Linked DNA regions of Homo sapiens: region 2 is linked to region 1. A link is a loop called in an ENCODE intact Hi-C map of the cell type or tissue named here. Cell type or tissue: Caco-2. All regions are shown on one strand. Links, peaks and the distances in the headings refer to the core of each region. The heading gives the core; the rest is flanking DNA. Region 1 overlaps SMIM36 (small integral membrane protein 36). Region 2 has its middle 12 kb from the start of MMD.

Region 1 (5,384 bases), core at 54-5,053:
ATCTCGGCTCACTGCAACCTCTGCCTCCCAGGTTCAAGTGGTTATCCTGCCTCAGTCTCCCCATTAACTGGGATTACAAGTGCATGCCACCATGCAGGCTAATTTTTTGTGTTTTTAGTAGAGACGGGGTTTTGTCATGTTGGATAGGCTGATCTTGAACTCCTGACCTCAAGTGATCCACCCGCCTCGGCCTCCCAGAGTGCTGGGATTACAGGTGTGAGCCACCACGCCCGACCTGTTTAACATTTTGTGCATCAATTAACTTCCTGAGCCTTTTTCCTCAACTAAAAAAATGATATATACCTTGAGCCCAGGAGTCTGAGATGAGGCTAGGCCACATAGCAAGACCTCATCTCTAAAAAAAAAAAATGGATATAATCTTAAGATGGTCAAGGTTTAGAATCACACACATAAAGTATCTGGCATATTGTGATATTTCAAAAAAAATGAGGCCACTACCAGCAAATAAGATGAAAATAAGTAGAGGACTTCATGACCTGCTGGCTAGAGACAGCTCAGGATAGTTTAGACACATTTATGGGGGTGTTGAGGGGAAGGGGCATGAAAGGTTAGACAGCTGTCACGTGCTGTAGAAATTTGGAAAGAAAACGTAGTGTCTGTTATGGGTTGAATTTTGTCCCCCCAGAATTCATATGTTGAAGTCCTTACCCTGTACCTCAGGATGTAATCTTATTTTGAAATAGTGTCATTACCGGTATAATTAGTTAAGATGAGGTCACACTGGAGTATGGTGGGCCCCTAATCCAATAGGACTGTGTCGTTATAAAAAGGGAATTTTGGACACAGATATACATGCATATGAAGAATGGAGTTATGCAATCACAAGCCAAGGAACTATCAAAAGGTAGAAGAGAGGCTTGGAATACATCCTTCCGTGGTACCTTCAAAAGGAACATGGCCTGGCTGATGCCTTGACCTCAGACTTTCCAAAAGTGTGAGGCAATCAATTTCCATTATTTAAGCCACATGGTTTGCAGTACTTTGTTAGGACAGCCCTAACAAACTAATTCAGTATCTAAAAGGAATGTTTAGGATGTGCAATGAGTTGTTTAACATGTCAAAGCTCTTTAGGGTCAGTTACATGATTCTATTGGATGTGACATTATGCTGAGTTAGAGTCTGGGGGAGAAACTTGAAGGCCAAACTTAATAGAGGCTGCCTAGGAAATCGATGCTGCACAAGCTGAGTAACCATTTGTTGTGGGGGTTTTGTTTTGCTTGTTTGTTCGTTTGTTTTAGAGACAGGGTTTCACTATGTTGGCCAGGCTGGTCTTGAACTCCTGGGTTCAAGCAATCCTCCTGCCTCAGCCTCCCAAGTAGCTGGAATTACAGGAGCACACCACCAGGTTGTGTTTTTTTAAGAGGGTAGGCTGGGCATAGTGGTTCACGCCTGTAATCCCAGCATTTTGGGAGGCCGAGGCGGGCAGATCACCTGAGGTAGGAGTTCGAGACCAGCCTGACCAACATGGAGAAACCCCATCTCTACTAAAAATACAAATAATTAGCCGGGCGTGGTGGCGCTTGCCTGTAATTTCAGCTACTCAGGATACTAAGGCAGGAGAATCGCTTGAACCCGGGAGGCAGAAGTTGCGGTGAGCCAAGGTCACGCCATTGCACTCCAGCCTGGGCAACAAGAGCGAGACTCTGTTTCAAAAAATAAATAATAAATAAATAAATAAGAAGGTAGAATACAGAAGAAAAAATCCTTAGTAGAAAAATGTGCTTGTGGTTTTGCCAGATGGAATGTAAGGTATAATTGAGAGGAATAGAGGTAAAATCTCTCTGTTCCATAGAGAAGGACTAGGGACAAATCACAAAGGAAAGATATTATGGGGTTCAAGCACAAAACTATTAGAGTGAAGCAAAGACAGTTCGGAATTATCCCTAAAGTATCCAAGTCTCTTCCGATACCCCATATACACTTCAAAAGCCACTTAGTGAATGCCAGACACCTCATTTAATCTTCCTGAAGATTTGTAAGAGGAGGAACCGTTATTTTTATTTTAGAAACAAGGGAGTTTGAGACTGTCATGCAAACACCTTTAGGTTGAAAGGGTGGGATCAGCAGAATCCAGGGATCCTGACTTTTAGTCCTGAGTTTACACTATAACTTTATAGCTGCCCAGAATCCATGCAGAGCAACAGGATGATTCAGCAAGGTGGGTGCAGAAAAGTCACACTTTTGAGATCTGTCTCTCCCTGCCATCACTTTTGGGGAATGCAAAATAACATAATCTCTTTGATTAGAACAATTCCTGAGAACTAGAGGGCAGACACAGACAAGTATTGCCCAAGAGGAGCAAGAACAGTCTCTTTCTCATTACGTCATCTTCCCTGAAGACACTAGTGATTGAGATACAGAAAGTATGAGATCACTTATTATCTACCTCTGTTGTACAGTTATTTCGACTTTGACTTTCTTGGGCTGCCAGTGTTCCAGATAAGGGTTTTGTAACACCAGGATTGAGAAAGATTTTAGCTATTTCACATCCTCCCAAGATAGTAGGAAGTTGTCTGCGCATATTTTTTTTTTCTCAAGGCTTCTCTGTACTCAGCCATTATTTAATTAAACACCAGCCATATGCTGGGATCTGCTGGTTCTCTGCTTGACGCATTGCCAGCCTGGTGGCCTCAACTGCAATTTGAAGTTGACAGGCGTACAATACAAAGCTCAGGAGACACTAGGAAGAAAAGGACTTGGCTTGGAGGAATCAGGAAGACCCAGGGAGAGAAAAGTGTGCCGCTCCAAGGGAGGGTTTGCCCAAGAGTGGCTCAGCGGAAACGTGGCAGTGGAATTTGGAATCTGGATTGTTTGTCAGAATTGATAAAGACATTCTTATAAGGAAATGTATCTGTGAAAAGTTGTTTGCCACTCGGGGAGGGAGAAAAATGATTATAGAATTTTGGAGACAAAAATGTATACGCAGCAGTCATTATACACATGATCAGAAGGAAAACCAGAAGATCCAGGGGCCAAAGGGGAATAATTGATTTCTTAAATGGCAGCAAGACTGGATTTGACAACTCTCACGATCAAGAATATTTCTCTGTATTTAATCTACATCTCTTCTGCTCTTAGACTTTATATTCATTTTCTCTTTTTTACCCATTATTGGTCTTTTTCAAAAACAAAAATTTGAGACAGGGTCTTGCTCTTACAGCCCAGGCTGGAAAGCAGTGGTACAATCATAATTCACAGCAGCCTTGAACTTCTGGGGTCAAGTGACCCTCCCAAGTAGCTGGGACTACTTGGGTGCTTGCCACTACCCCCTCATAATTTCCTTTGTAAAAAAAAAAAAAAAAATTTATAGAGACAGGGTTCTCACTATGTTGCCCAGGCTTGTCTCAAACTCCTGTCCTCAACCGATCCTTACCTAGGCCACCCAAAGTGCTGGGATTACAGGCATGAGCCACCACGCCCAGTCTATTATTGGTTTTATAAATAAGCACTGTTTATACAGAGATTTTTATAAGTGTGTCTCATGAACGAATCCAAACAGATTAGATCACAAAGTGTAATAAGTTATGGTTATAGCAGTGGTTCCAATCCATGGGTTTGTAGCATGCTGGTGAATCACCATCAGCCATCAGGTGTGTTGTAAATAGTTTGTTTCTAATAATAAATTACCCAAGTTTGTGAATGATTTACCTATTAATATACAGAGGGTGAGTTGAAGGTCATTTCCATCATAATGTTATTCTCAGTTCTGTGTACTCCAATTTTGTTGCTTGTATAGCACAGATACAGGTGGAGGTCCGGTAAACATGCAAAGAATTGGATATACCTACAGACCACTTATCTATTTGACAAATATTTGTAAAGCACCTACTTTGTGCAGATGCTATGCCTGGCCTGAAGGATACAATCAATGCACACAACAGACATGAGTTCTGTCTTTGGAAAGCTTAGCAAGTGGCAGAAAAAGACTATACCAAGCGCTTTGCATACATTGCCTGAATTTTCACTGTAACCCTGAGAGGTAATGTCATCTTCCCAACTTTATATATTTTAGGCAACTGGAACTCTGAAGCTCGTTCTCTAAACCAGTGGCTTTCAAATGCCTTTTATCGTGCATTCCTGTCAGTGAAGATAATTTTAGTACTTGTGTGTGTGCGTGTGTGCCTGTGTGTGTGTGTTCAAACAAAATATACAAAAGTATACATGTGTATACACTTATCTATACTTATATTTGTATATACTTATATACTTATAATTTTAGCACTCGTGTGAGTGTGTATGTGTGTGTGTGTTCAAACAAAATATACAAAAGTATACATTTGTATATACTTACATATTACATATACACATACGCATATTCTTATAAATTATATGTACATTATTTGAATCTTCTTGTACCCCTCACTTTGAAGACCGGCTCTGCACCACTCCACCATATCACCTTGGAGTTTGTCTATGTGTAATGGGCATAATCCACCTCCAATCTTCCCCCATCTAACCCCAGGTTTTGGTCTAGATTGGTAGGGATGGGAACTTTGCCAAGAACTTGATCCAGGAAGTTTTTTTAAAAAATTAAAAAACAGTACATTTCAAATTTGGTTTTTGTATTGCTAAGGATGCTTTGCAGAGTTCCTTGGTGAGTTTTTTAATACACAAAGGAAAGTTCTTCTGTTAGTTTGTAAATCCTAGTCCTTTCCCCTGTGTTCTTTTTCCTGGCTGGATCTTAAGCACCTCAAAAAAGGAGTGCGTGTCTCGTACATCTATTTCACCTCCCCGCAGCACCCAATAAACAAATGAACATATCAGGAATTCTCCATCCTTTGGAGATGACTTTGTTTCTCATGGGAAAAAGGAGAGAGGATTTTTACATCCATTGTAGCATAAGAATACTATCCTATGGAAACAAACTGTTCCTAGACACAGGAGAGAATAAGTTGGGCTGTTTTGATGTCCCCAGGCATAGAGGGCTGGGAAAGTGCAGCAGGTAGTCTTGTGATGAATGAGGCCACGGAGAGAAAGCCAGGATTCACACTTAATTCCACAAGCACAGGGAAGGTGAGGGTTGAGAAAGTGATTCAACAGATTAGTCCTTCTGTCTCTCTGCCCACTTTGGCTCCAAATTACCCAAGCTGCTGCTGCTTTTTTTTTTTTTTTTTTTTTTTTTTGAGAGAGAGAGAGCTCTGCTGCCCATGCTGGAGTGCAGTGGCGCGATCTCGGGTCACTGGAGCCTTGACTTCCCAGGCTCAAGGGATCCTCCCACCTCAGCCTCCTAAGTAGCTGGGGCTACAGGTGTGCTCCATCACACCCGGCTAATTTTTGTATTTTTTGTAGAGATGGGGTTTCACCACGTTGCCCAGGCTGGCGTCAAACTCCTGGACTCAAGCAATCTTCCTGCCTTGGCTTCC
Region 2 (5,384 bases), core at 326-5,325, 63 kb after region 1:
AACAAAATTAAACAGTGGGTATTTTATTACCTCCTTTTTTTTTTTTTTTTTTTTGAGAGAGAGTCTCGCTCTGTTGCCCAGGCTGGAGTGCAGTGGCGCAATCTCGGCTCACTGCAAGCTCCACCTCCCTGGTTCATGCCATTCTCCTGCCTCAGCCTCCTGAGTAGCTGGGACTACGGGTGCCCGCCACCATGCCCGGGTAATTTTTTTTGTATTTTTAGTAGAGATGGGGTTTCACTGTGTTAGCCAGGATGGTCTCGATCTCCTGACCTCATGATCTGCTCGCCTTGGCCTCCCAAAGTGCTGGGATTACAGGCGGGAGACATCGCAACCCACCCTTCCTCCTTTCATAGGTTCTCCTTGTTTAGAAAATTAGACGCCAACTCTTTAGCTTGGTATCAGAATCCTTCATGACAATGCCAATGTTTCAACACACATAATACACTCTTCCCCATTAAGTCAATAACCTACACTTGAACAAAATCAGACCATCTGCTGTGGTCCCAGTGGGCATGATATGTCCCCATCTCTGAAAGCTTACTCATAGTATTCACCCAGTCTGTATGCAATATATTTTTCACTCGTCTTTGCTGGTTGGTATCTTCTCATCCTTTACCATCCAAGCCAAGTGACTTTCTCTATGAAGACTTTCTTTAAAACCCCAGTAGATAAAATATGTCTATCCCTCTCTGTGATACCTTAACACTTTATATACTTGATACTTTCATTACCATACTTTTCATACACTTCCTTGGTATAGAGTTATTTTGTAAATTCCTCCAGATTTTAAGTGCCTTGAAAGAGAATTTGTTTCTTATTCATCTCTATTTCTCCTCCTGTGACTGGCTCCCACCGTCACTGCCCCCACAATATGCACAGTGCAGGCCATGCTGCCTTATACACTATAGGCATTTGATAAATGTGGGCTGGTTATGGGACTCTCTGGGATGTAAGAAAGCACTTAATTGGAATGAAGATTGGGAAGAGTTCCCTATCCAGCTTAAGTGGGGCAAGAAAGAGCAGATGCTATAACCCAGGGGCTTTGAGCACTTATTAAAATTAGATATTGAATGTCTGAGAACAAATTCTAGCACATACTGAGTATTAGGCATATTTTAGATGCTAGCCACCCCCTCTTCTAGAAGATCTGCCTCCTACCCACAACCCCCGATGAAGTGGTGAATGAATCATCTGTCTTTGTTCCACTGCAGTCCCCACTCCATCTTGAGTCAAAGCCTACCTACCCTACAGCCTCATGAGACAAGATGAGCTCAGCCACTGTCTCTCTCCACTAAGATTTCAAGTTAGGACTTAAAAATACTCAAGTAGGAGCTATAAACTCTAAAATTGTTGCAATACTAACAACAACAAGAACAACTGTATTTATTGAGTGTATACTATGTGCCAGTCACTGTGTGGCACATAGTACGTGCTCAATGTACTTAAGGACAATATCTTTACTCCTCACACTACTGTGAAGATGAGGCTGTTATTACCCCCATTTTATTTTATTTTTTATTCTTATTTTTTGAGACGGATTCTTGTTCTGTTGCCCAGGTTGGAGTGCAGTGGCACCATCTTGGCTCACTGCAACCTTTGCCTCCCAGGTTCAAGCGATTCTCCTGCCTCAGACTCCCGTGTAGCAGGAGCTACAGACGGGCACCACCACACCTGGTTAGTTTTTGTATTTTCAGTAGAGACAGGGTTTCACCATTTTGGCCAGGCTGGTCTTGAACTCCTGACCTCAAGTGATCCGCCTGCCTCAGCCTCCCAAAGTGTTGAGATTACAGGTGTGAGCCACTGTGCCCGGCCTCCCCCATTTTACAGGTGAGAAAAGTGGAAAACAGAGAAGTGAAGTTTTAAATCGATAGTCAAACTCCAGCAACCTATCTCCAGAGTCTATGCTCTTAACCACTATACTAAAACATGTTTCCCCGGGGCAGGGCAAGTCAAGGTGAAATGTCTCAAGGACTCAAAGATGGGGCACTGACAAGCCAAGGAGTAAGCAAAGGAAGTCAGTCTACAGACGTAAAAACAACTATGGGGTAGGAGCAAAGGGAGAAACATACATGAAAGATTACACAGCCATGAGGCAGCCACAGAAAGACACAGGACAACCCCATTTCCCCATAGCTATAAAATTCCTGCGGCTTGGCAACATCACATTTCCTGCCTTAGGATTTTGTAACCCTCACTGCTTATGATAAACTGACCTTTGCACTAGCTAAATAAGTGGAGCATAAAAAGAACCTGGTGTATATTGTTAAAAGCCTGTGTCTCCATGTTCAGTGTGGACTCAGAAGTCACACTCATTGCTCAGTCCTCAAGTCAGGCCAGCTCCCACTTTGCAGATCATGAGTGAGAAGACCTTATTGGAGCTCTAGCACTGCCAAGTTATTAAAACGGAGAAACTTTGAACTGGTCCTTAATGTGTTTGGACTTCAGCAGCTTCATTTATAAAATGAGTGTCAGGGGAGGGAAGAACCAATAACAAAACATTAGACCTGCCATCTGCCTCCAGCCAAAAGTTGTGACTGAGGCTCAGTGGAAAGGCCATGCAAACGTGGAACTTTTTTTTTTTTTAAGCTTAGCATTCCTTCGGGCTTGTGTGTAAACCGTGACTGTTATCGGTGGTGGTAAGCCAGTCAGTAAAGAAAAAAGTAATGCTACCTATCACGCTGGCATTGCCCTCTCTCACATCTCTGTTTACAAAGTTACAGGTATTGCCAGAAAATACCCGCATTCCTTTGTTCTCACTAATGAGTCAACTCTGGAAGCACCAGTCCCTTTATCAGTAAGACAGATCTACCTTGTCCAAGCCTCTGTTTACTCATCAACAGAAACATTCTCCTGGGCTGTTCTCCATAGTCTTGGCTCACAGTCTTCCTGTGTCTTTGTGCTTCACCAGACTTTACCTTTTCTGCCCACTTGGACCTAGATGACCTCCCACCCCCAACAACAAGGACTGTGATTCCTGCCAGCGAGTCTCTTGTTTGTTTTGGGGAGAAGCTTACTTGGCAACAAAGAGATGGGACAGATAGTTATTAGCTTGAGTGCCCAGACAGTGTGATTCTCTGATACAGTTAAATTTACAGGACACAGAGATGTTACATTTAATTGAGTTTTGTTGTAGATTTATTTTGCTGAATAAAATTCACAGGAGGCCATTGGTTTGGACTGAGCTCCCCCTGCACTAGATCCACCAGGCCAAACCAAAATGGAGTCACTCGTGCTAATGTTCTGTGCTACCATGTCGGAACTGAGTTGTTTATCTGACCTACCAAGAAATCAAGAGATAATAGCCATCTCCCCAAACAGGCGAGTTTTAGGAAGCCTGCTCTGCCTTAACCTTTACAAGAAAAGCAACTTTGAACACCAATCTACTCTTTGTTCTCTGTTGGGGCTTTCCTCAGCCCTTGCCGAGAAGCTAACCTCCCCTGCTCAGCTCATAGGAACACTCATTCAATTTTATGGAATGAGGTGTTGCCCAACTCTAGAATGGCAAACAAAAGCCAATTAAGATCTTTAAATTTGTTGTAATTTTGTCTTTTGACAGTTTGTAAATGAACTATGCTGCCTTCATAAATATTACTTATATTGGGTTGTCCCCAACTTCAGAAAGGTCTTATGTCTCATCAAAACCACAATATCACTAAATCATAGTCTTCCTGTCTTGTAACTCTTGCAGACATGACCACAATTTCCCACAAATAAATGATAAGATATTTGAAGCTTGCTTTGTTAGATTATGGAATGGGAAGGACCCCGGCAAGTTAAAAGCCCTGGGGTAGGATTGCCAGATAAAATACAGAATGCTGAGTATATATGTGTGTATATATATATATTTTCTTTTATATATATATATTTTTTTCTTTTTTCTTTTTTTTTTTCTTTGCTCTGTTGTCTAGGCTGGAATGCAGTAGCATGAACACAGCTCACTGCAGCCTCAACCTCCTGGGCTCAAGTGCTCCTCCTGCCTCAGCTTCCCAAGTAGCTGGGACTACAGGCCTGGGCCACCATGCCTGGCTAATTCCCTTCCCTTCCCTTCCCTTCCCTTCCCTTCCCTTCCCTTCCCTTCCCTTCCCTTCCCTTCCCTTCCCTTCCCTTCCCTTCTCCCTCCCCGCTCCCCCTCCACTCCCCTTCCCCTTCCCTCCCCTCCCCTTCCCCTCCCCTCCCCTTCCCCTCCCCTGCCCTTCCCCTCTCCTGCCCTTCCCCTCCCCTCCCCCTCCCCCTCCCCCTGCCCTCCCCTCCCTTCCCTTCTGTTTTTGTAACGACGAGGTCTTGCCATGTTTTCCAGGCTGGTCCTGAACTCCTGGGCTCAAGCAGTCCTCCTGCCTCAGCCTCCCAAAGTGCTGGGATTACTGGCATCAGCTACCACATCCAGCCCCAAGTTAAATTTGAACTCTAGATAAATAATGAATAAACAACCAATATTGCATGGGGCAGAATTATACTAAAAAATTATTTGCTGATAACTGAAATTCAAACTTAAAGGGAATCCTATATTTTTATTTGCTAAATCTGGCAACCCTACCCAGATGTCCAATTCTGACTCTTACAACAGGTAAGAGTTGTAAATTTAAATTTGTCATCCTCAGAATCCTCCATAAAATGAAAAGGCTGAACAAGATGAATCCTAAGGTTTCTTGCAGTTCAATAATTATGTAATTCTGTGACTCAAGTACTAATGAACTACAAATGTGACACTGGGCAAGTTAATTTCTTGGTGGATCAATTTCCTCCTCTTCAAAATAAGGATGATAAAGCCAATGTCAAAATTATTAGATGAATAGACCTGGTTTATGACTTGTCTTAGATAAACAAAGCTAGATATTAGTTAAAGAGGTGAAAGCAGATTTTATTCAACTACTGACAGTAAGGAAAGAGTTGGGCTGCCTTCTGATTTGTGCAAAGGTAACTGGGCATTTTAAAGGGAAAATAAGGGAGGAGGAAGTGTGAGCAACTGCAGCTCAGGCAGAGTCAGGGAAAGTGAAAAATGACCAAGGGTTAGTCAGGGTAAATGTGATTAGGCTGGCTGCATCTGCTAGCTGGCAATTATGGAAGTCAGGATTCTATCCTCCCGCAGAGACTGGGACTCCCAGGCCCTATTCTTCCTGATTATATTTCAAAGGAATAGTTTTCAGGTCCTTGAGAAAGATACTCCTGAGTTGTAGGAGATACGTATACATTTTAAAGCAACAGAGAAAGGACTCAGAATTGTAAGCCACTTTGATTTCATGTGCTAGGAAAGGGAAGTTAGGGGCCTATTGTCAGGTGTTGATGAGAACAAACAGTAAATGCTTTTGACAGCCTTGAGATTTTCCTGACAGGAACTCAAAAGGGGGCAGGGTTTTCTCAGTGATGCTGCCTTCCATGCTAGAAAC

What was found. Hi-C counts contacts between places; a loop is a spot of excess contacts. Peaks named below come from ENCODE experiments on the same cell type or tissue, not always from the same donor. Only the 100,000 strongest peaks of a DNase experiment are listed, where the experiment ranks them.
Region 2: a loop joins it to region 1, with 4 times the contacts of the local background. A loop is called at or near these places in 12 of 110 quality-filtered maps.

Annotation. Positions count from the first base shown.
Region 1 is chr17:55,493,569-55,498,952 of GRCh38, reverse strand. All of the region lies in intron 1 of SMIM36 (small integral membrane protein 36), which reads left to right. Among named protein-coding and RNA genes, the nearest start is that of SMIM36, 15 kb to the left of the region's middle. In Caco-2, for the core only: no CTCF peak of the experiment used is centred there; DNase peaks (open chromatin) are centred at 2,452 and 2,782.
Region 2 is chr17:55,430,725-55,436,108 of GRCh38, reverse strand. No RefSeq gene overlaps it. Among named protein-coding and RNA genes, the nearest start is that of MMD, 12 kb to the right of the region's middle. RefSeq lists a silencer at 3,594-3,794. In Caco-2, for the core only: no CTCF peak of the experiment used is centred there; DNase peaks (open chromatin) are centred at 2,148 and 2,768.